2 separate regions of the Homo sapiens genome follow, and region 1 is linked to region 2. A link is a loop called in an ENCODE intact Hi-C map of the cell type or tissue named here. Cell type or tissue: chondrocyte. All regions are shown on one strand. Links, peaks and the distances in the headings refer to the core of each region. The heading gives the core; the rest is flanking DNA. Region 1 overlaps CRB1 (crumbs cell polarity complex component 1). Region 2 holds the start of LHX9 (LIM homeobox 9).

The links. A loop is a pair of places that touch in the nucleus more often than their neighbours do. Peaks named below come from ENCODE experiments on the same cell type or tissue, not always from the same donor. Only the 100,000 strongest peaks of a DNase experiment are listed, where the experiment ranks them.
Region 1: a loop joins it to region 2, with 2.3 times the contacts of the local background. A loop is called at or near these places in 7 of 110 quality-filtered maps.

What each region holds. Positions count from the first base shown.
Region 1 is chr1:197,322,095-197,333,603 of GRCh38, forward strand. It overlaps CRB1 (crumbs cell polarity complex component 1), which reads left to right. Exons shown (of 12, transcript NM_201253.3): 2 at 6,328-6,909. Among named protein-coding and RNA genes, the nearest start is that of CRB1, 60 kb to the left of the region's middle. In chondrocyte, for the core only: CTCF peaks have their summits at 5,885 (motif pointing right) and 6,088; no DNase peak of the experiment used is centred there.
Region 2 is chr1:197,909,698-197,921,206 of GRCh38, forward strand. It overlaps LHX9 (LIM homeobox 9), which reads left to right and starts at 7,675. Exons shown (of 5, transcript NM_020204.3): 1 at 7,675-8,300; 2 at 10,275-10,477. The coding sequence starts at 8,127. RefSeq lists an enhancer at 8,246-8,972. In chondrocyte, for the core only: CTCF peaks have their summits at 6,261 and 6,462; DNase peaks (open chromatin) are centred at 1,694, 3,931, 6,342, 8,678 and 1 weaker place.

The DNA of each region.
Region 1 (11,509 bases), core at 1,489-9,488, 590 kb before region 2:
TGAAATGTGACTAAAATTAAGTGTGCTAGAAGTGTAAAATACACTAAGGATTTCAAAGGCTTAATGTTAAAAAGTGTAAATATTTCATTAATAGTTTTTACACTGGCCAGGTACGGTGGCTCATGCCTGTAATCCCAGCACATTGGGGGGCCGAGGTAGACAGATCACTTGAAACCAGGAGTTCGAGACAAGCCCCATCTCTACTAAAAATAGAAAAAATTAGCTGGGCATGGTGGCACATCCCTGGAATCCCAGCTACTCAGGAGGCTGAGGCATGAGAATACCTTGAACCCAGGAGGCAGAGGTTGCAGTGAGCCAAGATCGCACCACTGCACTCCAGCCTGGGTGACAGAGTGAGACTCTGTCTCAAATAATAATAATAATAATAATAATAATTTTTATACCAATTACATATTTAAATATAATGCTTTATCTATATTTGGTTAAATATTTAAAATTAATTTGCCTGTTTGTTTTTCGTTGTTAACATGGTTACAGAAGACTTAACATTCCATATGTAGCTCACATTATACTTCCATTAGACAGCACTGGTATAGGTGCTTGCTATTTAAGTGTAGTATGTGGACCAACAGCATCAGTATTACTTAGGAGCTTACCATAAATGCCAAGTCTGAGGCCCCACTCCTCCTGACTCTGCAAGGTTAACAAGATCCTCAGCAGTTCATATGAACATTAATGTTTAGAAAATGCTGATCTAGATAATGTTTTAGATGTTTCTTTTTATGACTCTGTCTTCCTTTTCATTTGGATTTTTTTCAAATAAATATTTTACAGTCTGGGCATCCTGACCTAGCACATATTAGATGCATAAACTTGGGGAAGTTATCTGACATTCCTGAAACTCAATTCCATATTTATAAAATGGATGTAATACCTCCAATCCCATAATTTTTCTATAGGGGTTAAATGAAACACAAGAATTATGAAAGGAACCAATAAATTGGAGAAATTTTTATAATATCAAAAATAATATTGAAAAATTAGATTATTCTAATTATTTTCATTCTTATATTGATTGCCAATACTATTTTGATGTACAGTGGAATGAACTAGAGTTCGAAGGGCTGTTTTCATTTATTTTACAAATGTCACTTTTTTAACATTAATTGTGTATAATAAAACTTAGCACACTGATAAGTCTCTAGTAGAGATATTAAAACTTTTGGATCTTCTTTTAGAACAAAAGTGTTGTGTAGCTAAATTTTCCTGCACCATCATTATATAATTGACATTGAAATTATATCTGTTCGTTGATCGATTCTGCAAAACATGGCTTTATGGAGCGGGAAAAAACTTTTTCGTCTTTGTTCAGAACACTTTTAGCTTTACTGTGAGAATTTCAATTTGCTAGAGGCAAATAAACTAGTAAAATATGTCTATTCCATAGTAAAAGGGGTCATTCAAAAGCCTGTCCTTATTAAAATATACATTGATTATAATAAGGTCAGTGATTTCAGGCCTGATTAGCTTTAAATAAATGTAATGTCAAAGGAATATAATTAGTTCCTCATTAAAATTTTTCATGATTGACAGTGAGTAAAAATGACCTTCACAACTTGCATCATTTAGTCATGTTCTAAGGATGACAAAGGGCAGGGCATCTTCTATGAGGTAAATGTGTATGATTGCAGCCTGAGGCACATGCACTTGGTCCCTTACCCTACCTAACCCTAACGCCCAAGACCTGATCCAAGCCAGACCCTGTGCTTAGGTGTGTAGGCTGTGTAAAGGAGGACCCAGAAGCTTTGATTCTCATGGGGATGCTTTGAGAGAAAAAGAAACCTTTGAACCGGCAGGACCTGATTTCATCTGTGATGATGCTGATGATCAGAAATTATATATAAAAGCAAATAGCAACGTGCCTATCAGATATAGGGGATTTAAAATATGTTGACAGAAAACTTTCTCAGTGAGGCCACTGACCTTCTAAAGAGGAGCTAATAGTAGAATAGGGATATTAAGATACAGGTGATGTCAATGAATTTTGGCCAAAACCAATCTTCTTACCTGGAGTAAGAAAGTCGTGTTTCAAGGAGTTTGCATGAGTATTAATTGTGGTTGATGATGATGGGAACCTGCCCTGATTATTAGGTATGATTCTCAGAGAATGTGTGCTGGTGCTAAGCTTGCATTTCTCAGAACCCCCAAAACTCTCTTTGCAATATTATATAGTTTCATTTTCTTGAACTTATTCATTTGTTAAATATGCATTTACTAAGCACCAACTATGTACATGGCACTCTGCTAGTCAATAGACAAATAATAAGATATATGTACTTTGGACCCTGCATTGAAAGAAAAAGCAAATAATGTTTTTTAAAAAACTACTTTATGCTTGATTGTTATAAGGAACTTTATGTGTATTATCTCTTTTATTCCTAATAATAATAAGAACAAGGATGATTGATAATGCTCACTCTGTGCCAAGCCCTGTTAGGCATTTTATGTTCATTAATTTAACCCTTTATAACAACTCTATGAGATAGGTGCCATTTTTACAAAAATGGAAACTGAGGCAGAGCGATGTTATCTTGATAAAACTCATAGACTTAGTAAGTGGCAGAGCCAGGATTTAAACCCAGGCACCAAACTTCATGCGCTTATCCACTATATATATGGCTCCACATCATTTTCTTTAGTAATCAGGACACTGAGGCTCAGTGAAAATGTTTTTTCTTAAAGTCACAGAGATGGTAAATACTAGAACCAAAATTTAAATCTCTGTCTACCATAAAAATGTCCTCTTCTCACTATATTAAATTGGCCTCAATTTAGTATTTAAGACAACGTGTACAGTAGGAATACAAAGGAAAAATGGTCTTAAAGGAGCCCATCTACTTCTTATTTTAACTGCTCCATGTGGATTCTATCACGCAGTACATCAAAGTAAGTGATTTAACCAATCATTTGTTCTGCTTGATTTTATCAAAAGAGGTCAAAGTAAGAATTTCACAGCAAGGCTTAAATGGGAATTCAGGTTTCCTTGCTCACTCATTCATTATTCAACAAATTTCTATTGACTGCCTTACCATGTGCAAGCCATTTTGGCTATGTCCTGATTAAAGATGTGCCCCTCCTGCACCGCCTCCCTCCCCACCCCAATCCTGGAACTAAATTTCATTCTCTGCAGAAAGCCAGGCTAAAGAGAATTCAGCAAACCACTTTATTCTCATAAATTGGCATTCTTAGACCTGGAAATTTTGAGTTCTATCTCCAGTAGCATTGTTTATACCTTCTATTTCATTCTGATTACATTTCATTAGCAAAACATAGCAAATGTTTATAAAATCGTCAGTCTTCTAGGTGAAACGATGTAAGACACCATTCATTTGATTTTTTGGAAATATCAAATTTTATGTTCACAATTCCTCTATTCTACTCTGATTATTTAGGTAAAATTAGGTTAAATATAGATAACTATAGAATTAAAATTTAAAAAACTGTGCCTTTACACGTTTGGAAAATTACTCAATTTTTTTTCAAATAACGCCAACCATATATATTGAAAATAACATTATTCCATACCACAGGTGACATATTCTTTTCCTATCCCTAGCAGCGACTTCCCCAAGTCCCTGCTTGTCTCAACAGTTTGAGGAAAAAAAACACCAGAAATATACATGTTCCAGAACAATGAATAAATTCCCAAATAACTTTATATACATTAGTGAGGATACAATGAGGAGTGTTTATCTAGCTAAATATGAGGCATATTAAAAATTGCTACTTTAACCCAGATATGAGCAATAATAGGAGTTTTATCTACGCCTCCTTCCTTTCCTTCTGCTGACAAAGGATACATTTAATTCTTGACGTTAATATCAGTTAAAATGAGATCTAGAGACAGATATAATTAGAGAGCTAGGGAGAGAATTAAGTTAGTAAATCTTAAGAAAAGACTGAGTATACTGATGATAAGAGGATATTTAAATAGAATTTTGAAAAAGATCAAGGATCAATAATTATACATTTAAATATACATATATGTATGCATATACATATGCATAGTTTTACATAAAGAAACTATTAAGGTAAGAGCTATGGCTTTGACAGTTAATACTCAAGAAATATTTACTGAGCACTTGGTATAAATAAATAGATATGGAGCACAATACAAAGATACAGCAGATGCTCTGAACAATTAAGTCCTTATCACAACTCAAATTCCATAGCTAGCATTTTGCTGAGCCAAGAATTTAAATGGTACTTAAAATTTATAGAGGCCGGGGACTGTGGCTCAAGCCTGTAATCCTAGCACTTTGGGAGGCCTGGATGGCTGAGGCGGGCAGATTGCCTGAGCTCAGGAGTTCGAGACCACCCTGGCGGCAACATGGTGAAACCCCCATCTCTACTAAAATACAAAAAATTAACCAGGCATGGTGGTGGGCTTCTGTCATCCCAGCTCTTTGGGAGGCTGAGGCAGGAGAATCACTTGAGCCTGGGAGATGGAGGTTGCAGTGAGCTGAGATCATGCTACTGTACTCCAGCCTGGGCGACAGAGCAAGACTCTGTCTCAAAATAATAATAATAATAATAAATAATTTAAAAATGTATAATCAGATGTTAAATATTTTCTTGCAAAAAACAAGGGAGCTGGGGAACAGAACCTTTTTAATTCAATTTCATAATTATTTTTGTCCGATCCTGACCATTCCCAGGTAATTTACAGGAAGGGCATAGTTGGCACCTTGAATTAGTCCATTGTTAGGCTTTCTATGTAAGGGTACTCGTGTTTTTTTGTTTGTTTATTTTGTTTCATTCTCTTTCTTAAAATAAAATTCCTTCAGTGAAAATTATTAGTGACTTGTACCTTTTTAATTATTTTTATTGCTATGTTTTGTACTTGTTCAGTAAATTTTCTATTAAGAACTCAAAACTATTTCTCAACATCTTATAAAGGTAAGAGCTAGCATTTACCAAACACTTACGATGTGTCTGCAAAGCATTTAAATTTAGTGACTTAATTCTCACACACCAAAAAAAAAAAAAAAAAAAAAAAAAAAAAAAAAAAAAAAAACAGAAACCAAGGCTGGGAGAGGCAGAGCAGGCCTGGTACCCATCTGTTGCCCCTTCCCACTGTATTATCCTGACTCGCTGGTAAATCTCCTATGATTGCTAAATAGAAAAGTCAATGAAAAGATTGATAATAAAAACCACTGAATACAACTTTCAGATTCTTGATTGATGATTTTAAATTAGAGAATTACCTGTTTCATAGAAAAGTGCAATAGAACTATCAAGGACAAAGGAATAAATACTACTTACAATAGAGAAATTAACATGTTCTTCCCTGAAAGTCTTGCACCTTGCACTGTTTCATTGCTCTAAATAAACATACTCGGCCTCATAATGAAACAAAATTACCAATATGGCTATTTTCCAAGTCAATTTAATTATTAGAAAATACATACACACAGATGCATACACACACACACAAGAAATATATTTACTGTTATTTGGGTCTTCATCTTCCTTAAAACTGGTCAAATTTGTTTTTACTTCTCAGCAGACAAAAAAACTTTATTTTAGCACTAGAAATACTTAATGCAAATATAGAAATAATTGCTTATAGTAACTATATAAAATCTTTTCTTTTCTCTTGTGCAGAGGTTTTCAAATTGCTGGTCTCAAACCCTAGCTCCTTGGAGGTGTCTCTAGGGGAGGCAGGAGACTGGTCTGACTGGGCTCCAAGGGACCTTCCCTGCTTCGACCTGAGCAGATCTGCTTTCCAATTGTGTACATTGGGATTCCTCATGACATTTTCCTTGAAGGAATTCTGCTGCTCTTAAAAAGAAAAAAGAAAGGAAAAGAGGGAAAACAAAAAGTCTGAAACTCACAGTGGTAGAATTTCTTAAAACAGCCAGTAGATGGCAAACTTTACTGCAAGGAAACAATTTTGCAGCCTATATAATTTGGTCTGAAAATAGCAATTAAACTCTACATCCAGTAAAATTTGCTATCCTGTATATAAGTCTTCTGTTAAATCAGGAAACAAAATTCTCTATGGTACTTTCTCTGGGAACTAAATTTCAATTATAATTTAAAATATCCTATAACTTCTTTCTGTGTCCATTTAAGTCTTGCTCTGAAGGTATTATCACTATGAAAATTATTGCATTGTTCACTGAAAGTACATACAATGTGCTAGGTATAGTAATGTAGATGACGTAGTTTTTTCATTAGGATGAACCCAACTATGTATTTTATTAATGAGTTTGGTTGAGGCAGCACAAAGGTCACAAAGAAAGATTTTTAACTTTGTCCTCATTTATAAATTTAATCTTGTTACTTTTTATTTCCTTGTAGATTCCTTTTGCAATAAAAACAACACCAGGTGCCTCTCAAATTCTTGCCAAAACAATTCTACATGCAAAGATTTTTCAAAAGACAATGATTGTTCTTGTTCAGACACAGCCAATAATTTGGACAAAGACTGTGACAACATGAAAGACCCTTGCTTCTCCAATCCCTGTCAAGGAAGTGCCACTTGTGTGAACACCCCAGGAGAAAGGAGCTTTCTGTGCAAATGTCCTCCTGGGTACAGTGGGACAATCTGTGAAACTACCATTGGTTCCTGTGGCAAGAACTCCTGCCAACATGGAGGTATTTGCCATCAGGACCCTATTTATCCTGTCTGCATCTGCCCTGCTGGATATGCTGGAAGATTCTGTGAGATAGATCACGATGAGTGTGCTTCCAGCCCTTGCCAAAATGGGGCCGTGTGCCAGGATGGAATTGATGGTTACTCCTGCTTCTGTGTCCCAGGATATCAAGGCAGACACTGCGACTTGGAAGTGGATGAATGTGCTTCAGATCCCTGCAAGAACGAGGCTACATGCCTCAATGAAATAGGAAGATATACTTGTATCTGTCCCCACAATTATTCTGGTAAGTGTGATCATATCTGAATCACAGATGGTGTAGTTAGCTCTTTCTAAGTGGCAGAAGCAGAGGTGACATTTTATTTTTCACACAATCATTTATGAAAATGGCCAAGTTCTTGACAGGAATCAATCACTAGATAGAAACTCCCTAAACTGCTGAAAATCCACTGAATGCACTGAATTCTAAGTGGTTGCCTGCTGTCACTGTTGCTGTTTTAAATGGAGCTCTACATGATTTAAAACTGGATTCAGTCTAGAATGAATGAGGTCCAAGAGAAACTCAAGGGCAGTTCAGGTTTCCTCATCAGTGCATGTTCCTTTCATTCCAGTTCAAGCCTGCTTTCTAATCCCCAAAGCCTGGCACTGCAACCTTCTGGGAAGGCAGTTTGGAAGTTGATGGGTTTCTAGTGCTGACTTGAGTATTATCAACAGATCAGTGGTAGTAAAGCTGATGGAGCATGGTATATCAGATAAACCACGATTTTTATTAAGAAAAAAAGCCTGTTCTTGTTTTACGTCTTAGAGCAAACAATTGTACCTCATATTTATCTATCTATTCTTTACAATGTTTCTGTTGATAGAATTTTATTTTAATAATAAAGTAACAAGTTGACAACTCATCATTACCAAGTTACATGCTATTCAGCCTCTTCACACTCAGTATTTATCCTCCCTATCCTTTTGAATCACTGTTACTGTTTTAGGTCAATTCTTCACGATGGCCACATTTCTTGCTTTGCTTTATTCTTTGGCTTTTCCATTTACTTGTAAGGGGGTAACTTACCTAGCCTATGCTTTCTCACATGCATTCATTCTAACTTCTGCTCACCACTTTCTTACAGTTCCTGACTCATATCTCTAAGACACCACACACATTTTAATACCATGTTCTCCCTTAGCACTTGCCGTTTTTGTACCTTCCTGAAAGCCTTCCTGAGGCTTTCAGCTTTTAAACTTGCCTTCTTCTCCCAACACTTTCACACTTAGTTCTTTATTTTGTCATTCTTTTTCCAAGTGTTAAGCAATATATCTATTTGGAAAATATTTCTCTTCAAAATTTGCACCAGAACCCTCCAGCATCATTTTACTTTTAAACATTCTAAAACTATATATTTTATAAAATAGACACATTCCTAGTTGCTCTAAAATGAAATTTTTCCCCTCTCCCTCCTCCTTTACATACAACCAGTCTTCAGAATCTGCTGTTTTGACATCTAAGATATGTTCCAAATTGAGCTCATCCATTCTTTTCCTTGGTTAGGTTTATTTCAACTCTTGTGTGTACTACTACACAACCTCCCAGACGTTCTACTTATAGCTTCTACCTTCTCGAAGTTGTTCTGAACACTGCCTTTGAAATAACTTTTCTAAAATAGACCTATGCCGTAGTTCTGAAGAGCCTTGAGAGCTTCCCACTACACAGAGAATAATTTTAGCCTCTCCCTGAAAGCACTTCACAATTTGGGCCCATGACAGTGGCCATGTCCTCACACATTCCACCGAAGCCTTCTATTTCCTCTAATAAATCTTCTTCATTTCTTATACAAGTCATTTCTTTCCCCCTGGAATGTCCTTCCTCACTTCACAATGTCTACTCTGAAGTTCTGCTATACTTTTTAAGACCTAGTTCAAATATCACCCAACACAAGAAGTGTTTCCAGGTTCCTTTCCAGCTGGAATAATAATTCCACACTGCTGCAGTAATTATATTCATTATGTTTGTACTAGTTGACACCTGTATTAAAGAATCCCCTATAATTCTTTCCTATTTTACATATATCTATGTTTTTGCACCCCCCCCCAAATGTTAGTTTCTAAAGGACAGAGTATTGTTTTATATTTATTCTTTAATTCATCAATACTTTCTGAGTTTCTATTAGATGTCAGTTAGTGGATTAAGAAGAGGAGTCCTCGGCCAGGCGCGGTGGCTCACGCCTGTAATCCCAGCACTTTGGGAGGCCGAGGCGGGAGGATCACGAGGTCAGGAGATCGAGACTACTGTGAAATCCCGTCTCTACTAAAAATACAAAAAATTAGCCAGGTGTGGTGGCGGGCGCCTGTAGTCGCAGCTACTCATGAACCCGGGAGGCAGAGCTTGCAGTGAGCCGAGATCGCGCCACTGCACTCCAGCCTGGGCAACACAGCCAGTCTCCGTCTCAAAAAAAAAAAGAGGAGCCCTCTTCCTCCAAGAGCCTGACTCAGTATTTGTGAGTAATGGCTGCTTAATCAACTGTTACTAAATTGTTCTAAGTTTTACAATTCTTCCATATATTTCTGGGCACCCTTCCCCATCCTGAAACTCAGGTAAATGAATATTAAATAAGAATTCACTTTTTGTATTATTTTATGTATACTCTATGATGCTAAAATGCTTATGTCAAATGGAAAATTATTTTATCAAGTGACTTAATTGTCAATACTATCTAAAAGTTATAGGAAATATTTTAAAAGCTTATAAAACAATAGTTGTATGAAAAGCTCCTTGTTTGTATGCCATACTGAGGTGTCTCTTTCTTTGGTGGAGTTATGGCAGGTGAATTTCAATATTTTTTAAATTTTTGAATAAAAATAAGAAATTTTTGTGGGGCTGGCTTGGAAGTGCTTTGTTTACAATGGTCACATTTAAAAATCAATACAGTTCATTAAGATAGTGTCTTCCATTTTCTGCTTCTATCTCAATATTGTGAATGGTGATTAAAAGGAATAGATATAAAATCAAATTAATGTTTCATTCATTTCAACTATAGTATTGTGTAATAGTCTTATATTTGTAAAAAAAACACAGCTTGCAAAACTATATTTTACAATGTATGTTTTTTAAATATCTTAATTAAATTGGATTTTAATGAATCCTTTCAGTCGTCTAAATTTAGGCATAAAAGATGGAAAGGGTGGCCAGGTGTGGTGGCTCACGCCTGTAATCCCAGCACTTTCGGAGGCTGAGGCCGGCAGATCACGAGGTCAGGAGATGGATACCACACTGGCCAACATGGTGAAACCACATCTCTACTAAAAATACAAGTCCCAGCTACTGGGAGGCTGAGGCAGGAGAATTGCTTGAATTGGGGAGGCAGAGGTTGCAGTGAGCTGAGATTGTGCCATTGCACTCCAGCCTGAGCGACAGGGTGAGACCCTGTCTCAAAAAAACAAAAAACAAAAAACAAAACAAACAAAAAAAACAGCTAGAAAGAGTATATTCTAAATGTGAAATGTAGTCAAATTCCATCATAAGGCACTTCACCTTACAATGAATTCATTTATACTGTAGGTTGTATCACATCCCTGTAGGGTCCAATGGGAATGAGTCCCCTTTTCTCACTATAACACTTAGGTCCACAATGAGGATGCTTTCCTTGTCAATCCCTGATATAATAGTGTTGTTCCCTATTTGACTATATTCTTCCCTTGTTTTCTATGAAATCAGCTACATGTTATTATTTCACCTTTTCAAGTGACATATATAAAACTTTCTTGAAAACAGAATTTAAACAAGAGACTCATAAGGCAGATAAAAATCGGGTCTATTATTAGCTGGTTAGGCTTGTTCGGGTAAAAAAAAAAATGCAGTCATAGGCTTGCTCACCAATCTCCTACACAAGTAGAATGGCCTGTGTTCTAGTAGCTCATGGGTGTTTCTCAGCCCTGACTACTCATTAGCAATTACCCAGGGAGCTCTGAAACAGAGGTGCTCAGACTCTACTTCCAGAGGGTCAAATTTAATTGATGAGTCTAATGTATAGCCAGGGCTGGCGGCCAAATATTAAGTTCATGTGAGCTTTATTTGGAAATTTTTCTTGCACCATACCATCATTTAGACACACAGGGAAGTGTGTTTATTTCATTGCTATCCCATGACCACCAGTGTTTGTGGCAGCCCAGGCCAACTAACGAGAACCCCAAAGAAGGTCTGTAGAACCAAGGGAAAAGCCAAAGTTGAGAAGGAAAGAAAAAAGACCATCAGCAATCAGCATGGATGTGCTGGAGTGCTCTGCCTCAACTTAGACCTCCTGATGAATCCTGGAAACTGTATTACAATGACCTAGCTGCTGTGCACCACATCCAAATTTAGAGTGATCATAAAGAACTCCTCTTACAGAAAAAAACCTGTGTTCCTCTGAGCAGCAAAGTAAGAAAAGGTAATAAATTTTAAAAGGCAGAGAGGTAGAAGGGGAAAAAGAGCTGTAGCACATAGAGAGGGTTCACACTGCGTGAATTCTCCTCTGTGCACTCCATTATGCTTCATGGGCAGTGATTCATGAACTACAGAAATGGTCTCAGAGAGAGCCACTGAAGAGGCTGGTGAGAATCTGCTGTGCATAAGCAAAAACTCCAATTGAAGCTGAAAGTAAGTGGATGCAAACTTTTTTAATGAAAAGAATATTAGCTCTAAGCATGTGACTGCTTTTAGTTCAATTTCATGCAATGAATCATTTCATAATTGAGGCCTTCTTTAAAATTAGCCAGATTGATTAATGTACATTTTTCTCATTCAGATGCCTGCAGTATGAGAAAAATAGGGCTGTAAGAGGGCAGAGAAAGGCCAGTTCAATGTATGTTGAAACAAATCAATGTAGAAAAATATCTTATTCCTCTATTACAAAATA
Region 2 (11,509 bases), core at 1,579-9,578:
CTGTCAGAAATCTGCGGATCTTAGATTTGTCTCCAGACAAGGCTGGAGAAGAGAGCTCACTACCAGACAAATGGCAATTGGCATGTTGCCTTCCTATGAGCACTTTGAGATCCCACAGCCCCTGGCTAGTGCAAAAGGAACCTCGCCCTCCACTCCTTGCTGACACCTGCCATTTCATCTTTTCTAACATTCAAGCCATAGCTTGAGTTTGTGGAATGGATGTCTGTGGTGGAGAAGTGAAAAATCGGTGCTATTTTTTCATTATCATGCAAAAATTAAGACATAATCCTGGATACCAAAACTCCTCTCCCATCATTAAAAAAGTAAGATATTTAAGTCGGGGGTGGAGGGCAGAGAAAGTCTACATCCTTTTTGCGAGTCTCTGTGAAGAGCCTGATTTCTGAGAAAAAGGTTGGGGAAGAACACGCAGCTGTCTTTAGCCAGAGACTGAGCTATCCCTGGAATGTCCAGCGTACCCTGGACCTCTGGATGCTCTGATGTGTGCTGGGGTGCCCAGGGCACTGGGTTGACCTCTGTCCCCACAAACAGCTTCGAGGTTGGGCTCATGACACAAAACGCACAGATTCACGGCTTTCCTTCCTGACACTGCAGGCATAAAAGACAGTGTTAACCAAAGAATCATGGACTCTAGAGGAATTGGAAGATCCTTAACGACCACATCCTCCTAGCAGAAATTTGTATTCTAAAGTGTGAGCTTTGGTGCGCGTTTCAGTGTGCGTGCGCCTGCGTGTGTGTGTGTGTGTGTGTGTGTGTATAGAATGCATGTCGTTACCAAATACCTAGAACGGTATTGGACCGCAAAGAGGTTAAACCCGGTTGCTTTCGACAGGAATGAGTTGAAAGCACCCAAGCGTTTTCGGGTGGGTATCGCCGTCCATCCATTCGATGGCCTCGCTGATGAGCATAGAAGATGAACCCGGGAGGACTGTCCCTTCCTGGCTGCGAAACCTGACCGATATAGGGGAGATTCTAGAAGAAAGAGCTAAGGAGGCCAGGGCGGAAAGAGGAAAGTCAGGTGTAGGGGAGATTAAAAGGTAAACTGGTGGGACTGACCGGGCTGGTGGGACTAGTTAGCGAAGCCAAGTGTTTGGGTAGAAACAGAGATCTTGTAGGAGGTGCTCCGAGCTACATTTCGGGATTTGGGATGAAAAGAGAAAGCCAGGGGGTTCGCCGCTCCTGGTTTGTTCCTTACCGACCCTAAACTGTATGGCGGAGCTTGTGGGTCAGGCGTGGAGGCGGCATCCACTCCCACGTGCCCCACATGCAGCAGCAATCCCACGCGGTTTTCGCAAGCGGCTGGGAGGCAAGCGGGCGTCCCCCCACACCCCCCCCCCACTGCGCCCTGGACCCACGCCACGCACCGCCAAGGAGTAGCTATGGTGGCACGTGGAGGAGGGGCGGGTAGGCAGGGCGGCACCATCACCGGGACCAGCATCTTGGAACGGTCAATCTCACTGCTCATACTCTCCTCCCTACCGGCGCGGGAGCCTTGCTGTAATCCCCTGCCACCCCATCTCCGACTGTGAGGGGCGCACCGGGTGGGGGAATGGGTAAATAACTGGCCCAAGGCCCAGCTTCCAGGTCCTCCCTCCACTTTCCCGCGGCCTGACTGCGCCCCGGGCAACACAGCCCCTTGGGAACCTGCGACCAGGTAATGTGGCCTCCGCCCCGTCCCGGGTCTGGCTGCATCCCCTCTAACCCCTGCCTGCCCGGGTCCAAGTGAGGGTTTTCTCCCGGAAGGTTAATCACCACCCCCATCCCCTAGCCGGGTCCCGGGAGGAAGAGATGCCCCGGCTCTCTCGTTGACCCGGCCTCGAACGCCGACCTCGAGCGCAGAATACTCCCGAGTGCTGGGTTCCTGATACCCAGCCCGGGAGCGAGGGGAGTGAAGGAGGGACCGGGACAGGAAGGCGGGGACGCGGTGGGTGAACAATCAATGGCTTAGCCTAGTTTCCCCGCAGGAGCTACCGCCCATTCACCGTCTATGCAAGCACCAGCTGGCGGCAGCATCTTTTAGGTACAAGCTGCAGGGAGGCAAAAGCTGGCTGGGGGGCCGGGAGCCCAGGGCACGCCGCGGGACTCCAGTCCCCCTGCTGCGCCCCAGCCTCAAGACGCTCTGGGCTTTATGAGGTTCAGTTACCGCCGAGTCCTCCATTAACACCTCCTCTGATTATTGAGAGGCTGGAAGGGCTGAACGCAACCTCAGAGCGTTTCTCTGGGCACCGGCCCGCGTCTGTGCCCTCTGCCCACCCCTTCCTCCTCCCCCTCCCGATTTGGAAGCATAAACAGAAAATAAAAGACAGGTGGAGAGAGCTAAGGGTCAGAGGTGAGGGAAACAGATCAACTCCAACGGGGTGGGGGAGAGAGAGAAGGGAGAAATTAATTTTCATCCAATGCTTTATTTATTTATTTGGATTAACAGGGGGACCCTCAGCGAGACGCAGGGACTGGCCCGCACCTCTGGCCGCCGCCTCCCGCCGAGAACCGAGTTCTAGTTGGGGAAACGTCTGACATCTGGACATCAAGGTAAGACCCTGATGGAGATATTTTAGTCGGAGCAGTTTTCTGCCCTCGGAGTGCGCCCGGACGCCCGGGAGTTTCAGGGACTTCTTGGGAGCCTACCGGAGGAAGGCCCGGCTTTGCTCCAAGCCGCGTCCCTACCTGAGGTCTCCACGGGAGGAGCGGTTTGGACGCGCCCCACCGGATGGGAGGAGGTGCTTGGGGAAGCCGGGCCGTACCGCCGGTCTGACTCCCGGCTTTTCTCTGCCAGTGCAACCACCATTACGGCGTGATCCACTCCTTTTCCTCTAAGAATGCTGAACGGTACCACTCTAGAGGCAGGTGAGTTATGTGCCAGGTTCCTTCTGATGTTCTCTGCCCCTTGGGCCAGTGCGTATACCATGTGAGTGTGTGTGCGTGTGTGTGCGCCTTCGTTGGGTGGAACGAAGAGGAGTGTGTGTTTGTCTTAAAAATTAAACCGCGCTTCGTAGGCTCAAAAATACACATTCTCTTTCAGAGTCTCCTGATAGGACTCCTGAAACCCTCCTTTTGCCTTTCTCTTTGACTGTCTTTGACTTTCCTCAGGATCAGTGTCCGGGGCGCCAGGCAGAGGTCCTGGTTCCACTGATCCTCCAGTAGTCAGTGGCTCCAGGGACGCGCTCCTGACCCTCCGGGGAGCTGCTGGGGGTGTCTCTTTCTTGGAAGGGATGGAAGGGGGGCCGAGAAGACACTGTTTCTCACACGTGTAGGGGTTAACTGGAAACTGGCTTCACCCACATTTTTTTGTTGTTGTTCAGTCCTAACCCAGCGCAGCCGTTTCTGCGCCTGATCTCAGCGGACGCAGTGCGGGACTTCTCCCTTTATTTCTGCAGAGCTGAGGGCAGGCGGCGCAACAAATCTCAGGTAAAAGAGCATCAGATTTCAGAAGAGCTGTATTCTAGACTTGGCGCAGGCCCCTTTGGGGAGAAGAGCCCAGGGGCTATAGAGAACAGAGGTTTGAAGGAAGCAAAAGCTGGCGAGAGGTTTTTTTTTTGTCGCGAAGGGTGAGGGTAGGCAGAGAACGCGCGAAAGGGCAGGGCCTTGGCCGGGAAGTACCGCCCAGCGAAAGGCTGGCAAGGGTGCGCAGCTGGAGCGTGGCCTCGGGTACCCCTTTCCAGGCAGCCGAACTCCCCGTATCCCAGCTCTGCTTGGCTGACTCCCATTTGTCTTGAGGGAGGATCCCCTAGTAGGACTGAATCAGAAGTGCGCCCGTGCAGCAGCCCCAGTATGGATCTGCCAACCTCAGTGTAGGGGGAAATTTTCCACATGGAGTATCTCAGTCTCCACTGTCTGGAGAAAGGCCCCAGCGTGTCCCGGCAATCCGCTCACCTTCCATCCAGCGCAGCCCGGGCATCCAGGGCCAGGTGGCGCGGCACTGAACGCATGGTTCCCAGCCTCAGGCTGACGCTGACGTTTCACTGGGCCTTGGGTGCTCAGGACAGTGCCAGACGCTGGATACTGTTTTAAGAGCCGCGCCTTTCAAACCGAAGGGGCTCCTTAACCAGCTTAACAGGGTCTGGAGGAAAGGTAACGCCTCCTTCTTAAAGGGCAAACTTAGAGGCGCAGAATCATGGCCTCCAAAATTCAGGTAGAGAGAGACCTTAAGTCACCTTTGCTCTCAAAATATGCACATTTGTTGGGTTACTTCTTCCCTCTCAACCCTAACTGTTCTGTGGGTTTAATTTCCCTTTCCTCCCCCCTAGGGAATTCTACTGGGCTCGGGTTCTTTGCCCATGTAGACCCACCTGAGCCGGCGACAAGGGCGCTGCAGTCTTTTTGACCTTCATAGAGATTCTAAGATCCCGAACTCTCAGTTCCAACTATTATGCTCCACTATAGTCCGGCCGTCCACTTTCCTAAAAGCGGCAACAGTAGCGGGATGGGTGCTGTCAGAATAGAAAGGAAAGAAAGCTTAGTGGACTGCGTGTGCTCAATTGTGAGGGAGAGCAGTGCTGGTCAAGGGACCTGCCCCATTATACCTGGTAGAACTTTGAATTTAGAGGAGACTTAAGATCTTATCCCCGACGCAGGCTAGAGAGAACCACATGCACCTGTCCCTCAGCTCAGGAACTGAAAAAATGAACACTGTAATTTTTATGGAACACTTGCGGGCCATTCAGACTACAGCTGGGAGAAGGGGGAACATTTTTTTTTTTGTCCCCAGCCACCGGGCCTCAGCCCCTCTGCTGGAGAGGTGAAAGAAAGCAGAGGTACAAAGATGCTTTCCTTATTTAAAGTGCTTATTTAAAGTCCTTTGAGAATGAGGAGCGGGGAGCTCTTAGGCAATCTTTCTTGGGGGCTCCAAGACAAAAAGAGTAGAAAACCCAGGGTCACACACCCAATTCGAGGGCATTCCTTCCCACCCTTCCTGGGCTTCCTCCTTAGGAACTGTGAGAGAAGGCAGGGCTGGACCCATGGGGACGTATTTCCGCAGAGCTAACAAGGACCTCCCAAACTCCAGCTGACCCCCACCCCACCCCCAGCTTTCTCCAGACTTCCTGCGTTCACTGAGAAGGAAGAATCCTGGCAGTTTGCTTCTTTACAGGAAGTAGCAAATGCCACTGGATGCAGGAACTTATAACCTGAGTTTTATAAGAGCAGGAATAGCTAGGATTCAACTTGGAAACTGATTGCAGAAGGTGTTCTGCCTTGCCTGTACCTAGATGATTAACAAACTTGTGTGGAATAGAAGAATGAATGGATGATTGGAGGGCTTACAAAACCTCTGTGTTTGGCTTCCCTGGAGACGCTGTAAAGTTCTGGCTTTTTCCTGGAGTTGTTTAACTTTCCCTGCATGCAGTCTCCAAAGTTTTATCTCTTGCAAGGAAGCAGTGGTATTCTTGGGTTCTTCATTGTTGATTTTGCTGAGCAGGGGCAATATGCAACAAGAACCAAACCTAATTTCAAACACCCCCATTTGGGGGTTGGGAGAGGTTTTAGCACAGAAACTAGACAAAGTAGGTTGAAGTCCTGTATTTACTTTTTGCTTGGAGCTTCCTTGGGTGAATTGACTGAGGGGACTTCTCAGAGACTCCTCCTCCTCCTCCTCTTTCTCCCTCTCCTCCTCCAGCTCTGAGCCAGTTTAGCCTCTGACTTGTGTGAAGGCAATCTGCCCTTTTGTGAGAGGACCTGCTGTCTCTGAAAGGACTGCTGCCCCCAGCCCCTCCTCAGGGCCCTTCTTGTGTGCACGTGGGTTTGAAAAGCTCATTGATTCCCATCCAAAGGGGCTAATTACATTACTTACAGTAAATAGCAGCCCTGCTGTCAGGTATAGCTGCCAAAGTAAGGAGGAGGGGGATGTCTCCAGCTTAGTTCACTTGATTGGCTTCATTTTTGTGTGAAATTGCGTTTTATGAGCTGCATTTTGGCACCCGGAGGACTTAAACTGCGTCCAGTCTGCAAATAACATTATTTTTGACCCTGAGAAAAAAGGAGGGGAAGCAGTAGTGTCTTCAGTTTCATGGAAGAGGTCACTCCAGGAGCCTCAGAAGACAACGCTTTGGGACAGGAAGTCAGGCTGCTGCACCAGGGGTCGTTTCCTCTCTCGCTTTATTTCTGCCTTCCTTCCTTCCCCTTCTTCTCATCCTCTCACTTCTTTTTTTCTTTCCTTCTTCCCTCTCTCCCTCTCTCCCTGGCTTTTCTCCCGTCATCTTTCTAGCTTTGGCCACAGTTCCCGGTCGGGCTCCCCCGGGCGGAGGGAAGCGGGTCTGCGGCCGGGCGGCTCTTGTGAGGTATCTAGGATGTGCCAGGACACAGGCACCGCAGTCCTGGGAAAGGCGGCGGGAAGTAGTGGGGAACGCAGGCTGACGAAGGGGACGGAAGGAACAGAGAGCGGCCGGCGCGTCCTCCTCTCTGGGTAAAGCCGCGTTGGTTCCTGCCGCAGCGCTGTGCTTCGGACTCCTAGGGGGCCTCTGGCCGTTTGAATGAATCGACAATATCAGAGTATTGTGGACACTTTTTAATGGGGCCGGGGAGGGGCCGCCGCTGCCGAGAACTGAGGGCGACAGAACAATCCCACCTCTTGTGAGGAGCAGGTCTGCCATTCTGCTTGTCAGTTCTCACCTTCCCCTCCTCCACGGCAAAGAGTCCCTTTCACACCCTTCTGAGTGTGCGGGTGCGCCCAGTTTTACAAGTCCTCTGTCCTGCCAGGGTAGTGGGAGAAGCACGCGATGGGGCTAGCGCCCAGTCCTGCGGGGGCAGGCGCCAAGCTCCCGGGAGTCCGCAAGTCGCTTCCTATATTGGCAAGCTTCAAATGAGACATTAGAATCTCCGGCAACCTTCCTTCAAACCTGAACCGGGGAAGAGAATAAGCCGCCCTATGGCCAAGGCGCAATTGCGTACCCGTGTGTACAGGTCCATGCCCTGTCCCCTACACTCTAATTTTCTCAAAGAAAATTGTTTTGCCAAAAGTAACCCTGAGAAATGCAGACGCTCCAAACGCCCTCTCCACTTCGGATGAAGCCAGCATCTAGTAGGGTCTCCGGCCCTCAAGAAGGTGAGGCAAAGAGATGAATTGTCAGACAGCTGCTTTTAAAAGTGGATTGAGGAAGATGGGATGGGGAGGAGAGGAACCAGCATTATCTCCACCTCAGTAAATTGCTTACATTTCTGCTCAATATTTATGCATTTCGGGTGACAGTCCTGCAGGCTGGGGATGAAAAAGTCCACAAGGAGGAAATCCAAAGTTTGAAGTTGATATTCTCTGTGTCCTGAGCCAAGGTCTGATCTTGAACTCGGATCAAATAGGCGGGTTCTAGGCCTTCTGCAACAGGGCGGGGACAACAAGAGCTCCTTTTCCCCTTTAAAACATGACTGCTGGGAACTCTTGGAAGGATGTGTGTGTGTGTGTGTGTGTGTGTGCGCGCGCGCGCGCGTGTGTGTGTTTTGTGGGGAGGTAAATGCCCCCTCCTCCTGCCTCCCCGCTCTCTATCCCCCCACCCCTTTGTAATGTTTGTCCTGCTTGCCCATCACCAGGGGGTTGAGAGGAGTATGACAGGTCTTTGTTGTCTGAATAAAAATCCGTGGCAGCTCCGGGGAGAGAACTCCTCCTACTAAATTATCAAAAATGGGCTGGCTTTAGTCTCTTAACAAATTGGACACAGCTCAGGCAGGAGCAGTCCCCAACCCAATCTACAGGCACTGGGAACTTGCAAGCAGCCAGGGAACGCTGAAAATAGCACGTCTTTTTCTTTCTTTGTGTTCAAAACTATTTTCTTTCTTCACCAGATTTTGTTTTCCTCCCCCCGCTGCAGTTGTTTCCCATTAGTAACTCGATCTCTCAGAGCAGTAAGATTCGCCTTCTACGCCTCTTTTTCCCTCCGCCCGAATTGTTTGTTTTCTGCACATCTCCTTCAGGGAGCCGCTGAGGCTTCCCCCCAACTCTTCCCAGTTCTTTTTGCTTCCCCTCGGCCCCCCAAGCAGACCGATTTCCACTCCATCTGTTTCTTCTCCTCCTTTCTCTCCCTCTTTCCCTCCATCCTCGAGCGTCTCTGCGCTCCTACAGGGCAGCCCTCTCTGGTCCCTTGCCTCCTTCACTCGGATGAGCTGAAAGCCCCGGGCGTGTGTATATGGAAATAGTGGGGTGCCGAGCAGAAGACAACTCGTGTCCTTTCCGCCCCCCAGCCATGCTCTTTCACGGGATCTCCGGAGGCCACATCCAAGGCATCATGGAGGAGATGGAGCGCAGATCCAAGACTGAGGCCCGTCTGGCCAAAGGCGCCCAGCTCAACGGCCGCGACGCGGTAAGGAAGGGCTCCGCCGCGGCGGTAGCCGGGCACCCCTGCGCCCTCTGTTAAACCAAGCCGACTCCCTGGCCGGTGGAGAACCGGAGCGGCGGGTCGTAGAGACGTCCGCTTGAGGGTGGCGGGTGAGTTTTCTCCCGTCCACCTATGCCTACAGGGCTAAGAAACGGTCGTTTTTCTGAATCGAAATGTCTGCAGCTGGCTATCCTCCGTCGCAGCTGATTCCGAAAGAGCAGGGAGAGGAACTGGGAGGAGGTGGGATGGGGGGTGGTGGCATTCTCTTCTACAGACCTCAAGGTTCCCTTGATTCCGGGGCAGGCGTCTCCCCGGCGAGGATCCGCAGCTCCGAGGGCAAGCTGGGCATAAGCAATAGGAGGACGGCGCGCTGCCGAGGCGTCCGAGCCAAGCAGGAGCCCAGGTGGCCTTAGTCTCTGGGCCTGATGACCGGACCTGTGGAGTAGATTCCGACGCGACTGGGTCATTTCCAGTTCTCTAGACGCTCGGGGCTTGGGACCCCTAACCGAGAGAATCTCAGGGTTTCTGGCATCCCGACTCAGTCCCTCTAAGGAGACAGCACTACGTTTAGCGCCAGGACCCGGCGGGTGTCATGTGTAGGGGGAAATCAAATAAAACATACGGAGGAGCGCGGCACCCAGTCGAAACGCATGAACTTTATAACCAACCCTTAAACAAGCTAATCAACCACCACTGTTTCTACTATCCATAATAATAAAGTCATGTCCTCTTAATAAAGAAAACTAATTACTTATCTAAGCGCTTCCCTTTCCAGATTACTAACGGGGGGGGGGGGGGACTACAGAAGTCTCCGGAAATTATTTCGGCCAAACATAGCTGTGTAGATCCTTTGGTACCACAGTAGGACTTGTAGCCCAAACTAATCAGGAGACTGCTCTAGCCCTTATCAGCTGGGTTTTGGGTCCGGCCAAGTAGCCCAACTGGTGAACGTGTCTATATTTGTAACACTCATTCAGTGCCGGGGCCCCTGGTCGGAGTAAAGGGCTAAACTTTACTTTTTCAGGCCCGCTGAAGTTTCGTGGGGAAGATCAACCCATTTCTGCTAGTCGTGAGGGAAATGTCCGGAGGTTAACTCCTTTTCCCTTTTTCTGGTCATCACTTTTAAAAACAAATAGTAGCAACCCAAACCCAAATTTTGCAGCGGGGCTGGGCTCCTCAAGGTGGGGCCACTGGGGCATCCCGAGTCGGGTCAGTGGGACCCAGAGGGAAGCATAACTTGGGCACTAAACAGATTTTCAAGACAAAGGTCTCAGTACGCCTGTTGATGCTAGGGAAAGAGGGGACTGTATACAGCGGGCTGGACAGCGGACCCTCTTTGGGAACAGCCACTTTACACATTTATTGGGAACGGCACCAATAGCCCTGAAAATTAGGGAACAGCAGGGGCTGCCAAATATATCTCAATCAAAACAAAGTCGACCAAATTATGAGCAGAGGTCCAATAATCTCCCCTTTGCTTTTGATTTCAATGCTGCTTATAAGAATTTAGAGAAATCGAACTGTAATATTTTTTGTTTAAAAATAACCTGTGCTCGTTGAAATTTCCTTTTCACTCCCTTATCATTTCCGTTGTTTTATTTTGTGTGCGTCGAAAACCACAATTTTTAGCTTGTAATTATTTGAATTCGGAAACGATCACCAAACTGTAGTCAATATTTTCCTAGTCCTTTTTAAGCGAGGCTCCGGATGGCTGGGATGTCTTTAGGTTAGTAGTCCCGGGAGGACGCGAACGCCGGTTCAGGCAGACACGGAAGAAAGCAAGCGGGCCGCAAAGAGAGAAATCACAAATGTTTCCCCTGACTTTTGCCTTTGTGCAGTGGACCCTGGCCCCTGCCGCTCTCCCTGCACACCCTGGGCTTGGTCTGCCTGGGGGAGAACCCCGCGTCGTGCGGCTACACCGCGCGCCCTCCTCAGCCTTGCGGTGTGCTTTCTTTGCAGGGCATGCCCCCGCTCAGCCCGGAGAAGCCCGCCCTGTGCGCCGGCTGCGGGGGCAAGATCTCGGACAGGTACTATCTGCTGGCTGTGGACAAACAGTGGCATCTGAGATGCCTGAAGTGCTGTGAATGTAAGCTGGCCCTCGAGTCCGAGCTCACCTGCTTTGCCAAGGACGGTAGCATTTACTGCAAGGAGGATTACTACAGGTACTCCCCTACACCCCCACTTCCTACGCCCGAGTACACCTGGAGGGGCCATCTGCCTGAGCCCGGAATCCCCTCTCCGTCCCCTACCTTTTGCCCCATTCCGGGTGCTGTTATCATTTCGGAGACCAGGCAAACCCACTGCATATGCCTTCAAGCTGTAATCTCCCTGACCGACGGTGAGGGTGGGTGGGAGGGACATTAAAAATCTAGAGCTTTATCAGCGAATACCACGCACTCCCATCACTTCTCAGCTTGGCTGGCGGAACTTGGGGAAATCTGGGGAAGAGTAAATGGACGTGGTCTCCGTCTACCGAGACTTGATTGGGTGTTTGTTTTCCGCTTGCTACGAATTGGGCAAGTTCTGCGCCTTGAAACTGAACTAGTGGCTCGGGCAGCAGCAACAGAGTGTTAGGTTTTCGTAGGTGGCAGGAGACTCTGTAAATGACTATGAAAAGGAATAAATGCCATTGCCAAAACCCAAGCCACTCAGTTCCGGGTTCCTTTTATCGCTAGTTACAACCATGCCCCCCAGATTGGAGAAAATCAGCAGCAGGCGTCTTTATTGATTCTTCTCAGTTATGTTTCTGGATTGGGAAAGACAGGACTAAGTGCAGGTGACCTAGTTCCGCTCTCAGCCCAAGCAAGATAAGTTGTTAAAAAAATAATAACCTTTCCTTTACAAAATCGTCATCTTCCAGGACTGTGTCCGCATGCTTTCCCACACCCGCGCACATCCAGGAATAATTATATCTTCTTTCATTCATATGTTTTGTAATTGATTAAGTGTTTTCACTTGGCATGGCAATTTAATATTCTAGTACCGTGAGTTAGCTAGTGCTAACTAGTGGTTTGCTTTTTTAAATTTTTTTTAATGTTTTAAATTTTCACTTTGCAGAGAAGAAAACTAAGGCTTAGTTGCCCGATTCTTCTGACTTTAATGTAAAGATCCTTTGTCTTGGTTTATCAGAAAAGGTCGATGAGCAAATAAAATTAATGCCTACTCTCCTGTCCCCCTGGAACCCTCCCAGGTCC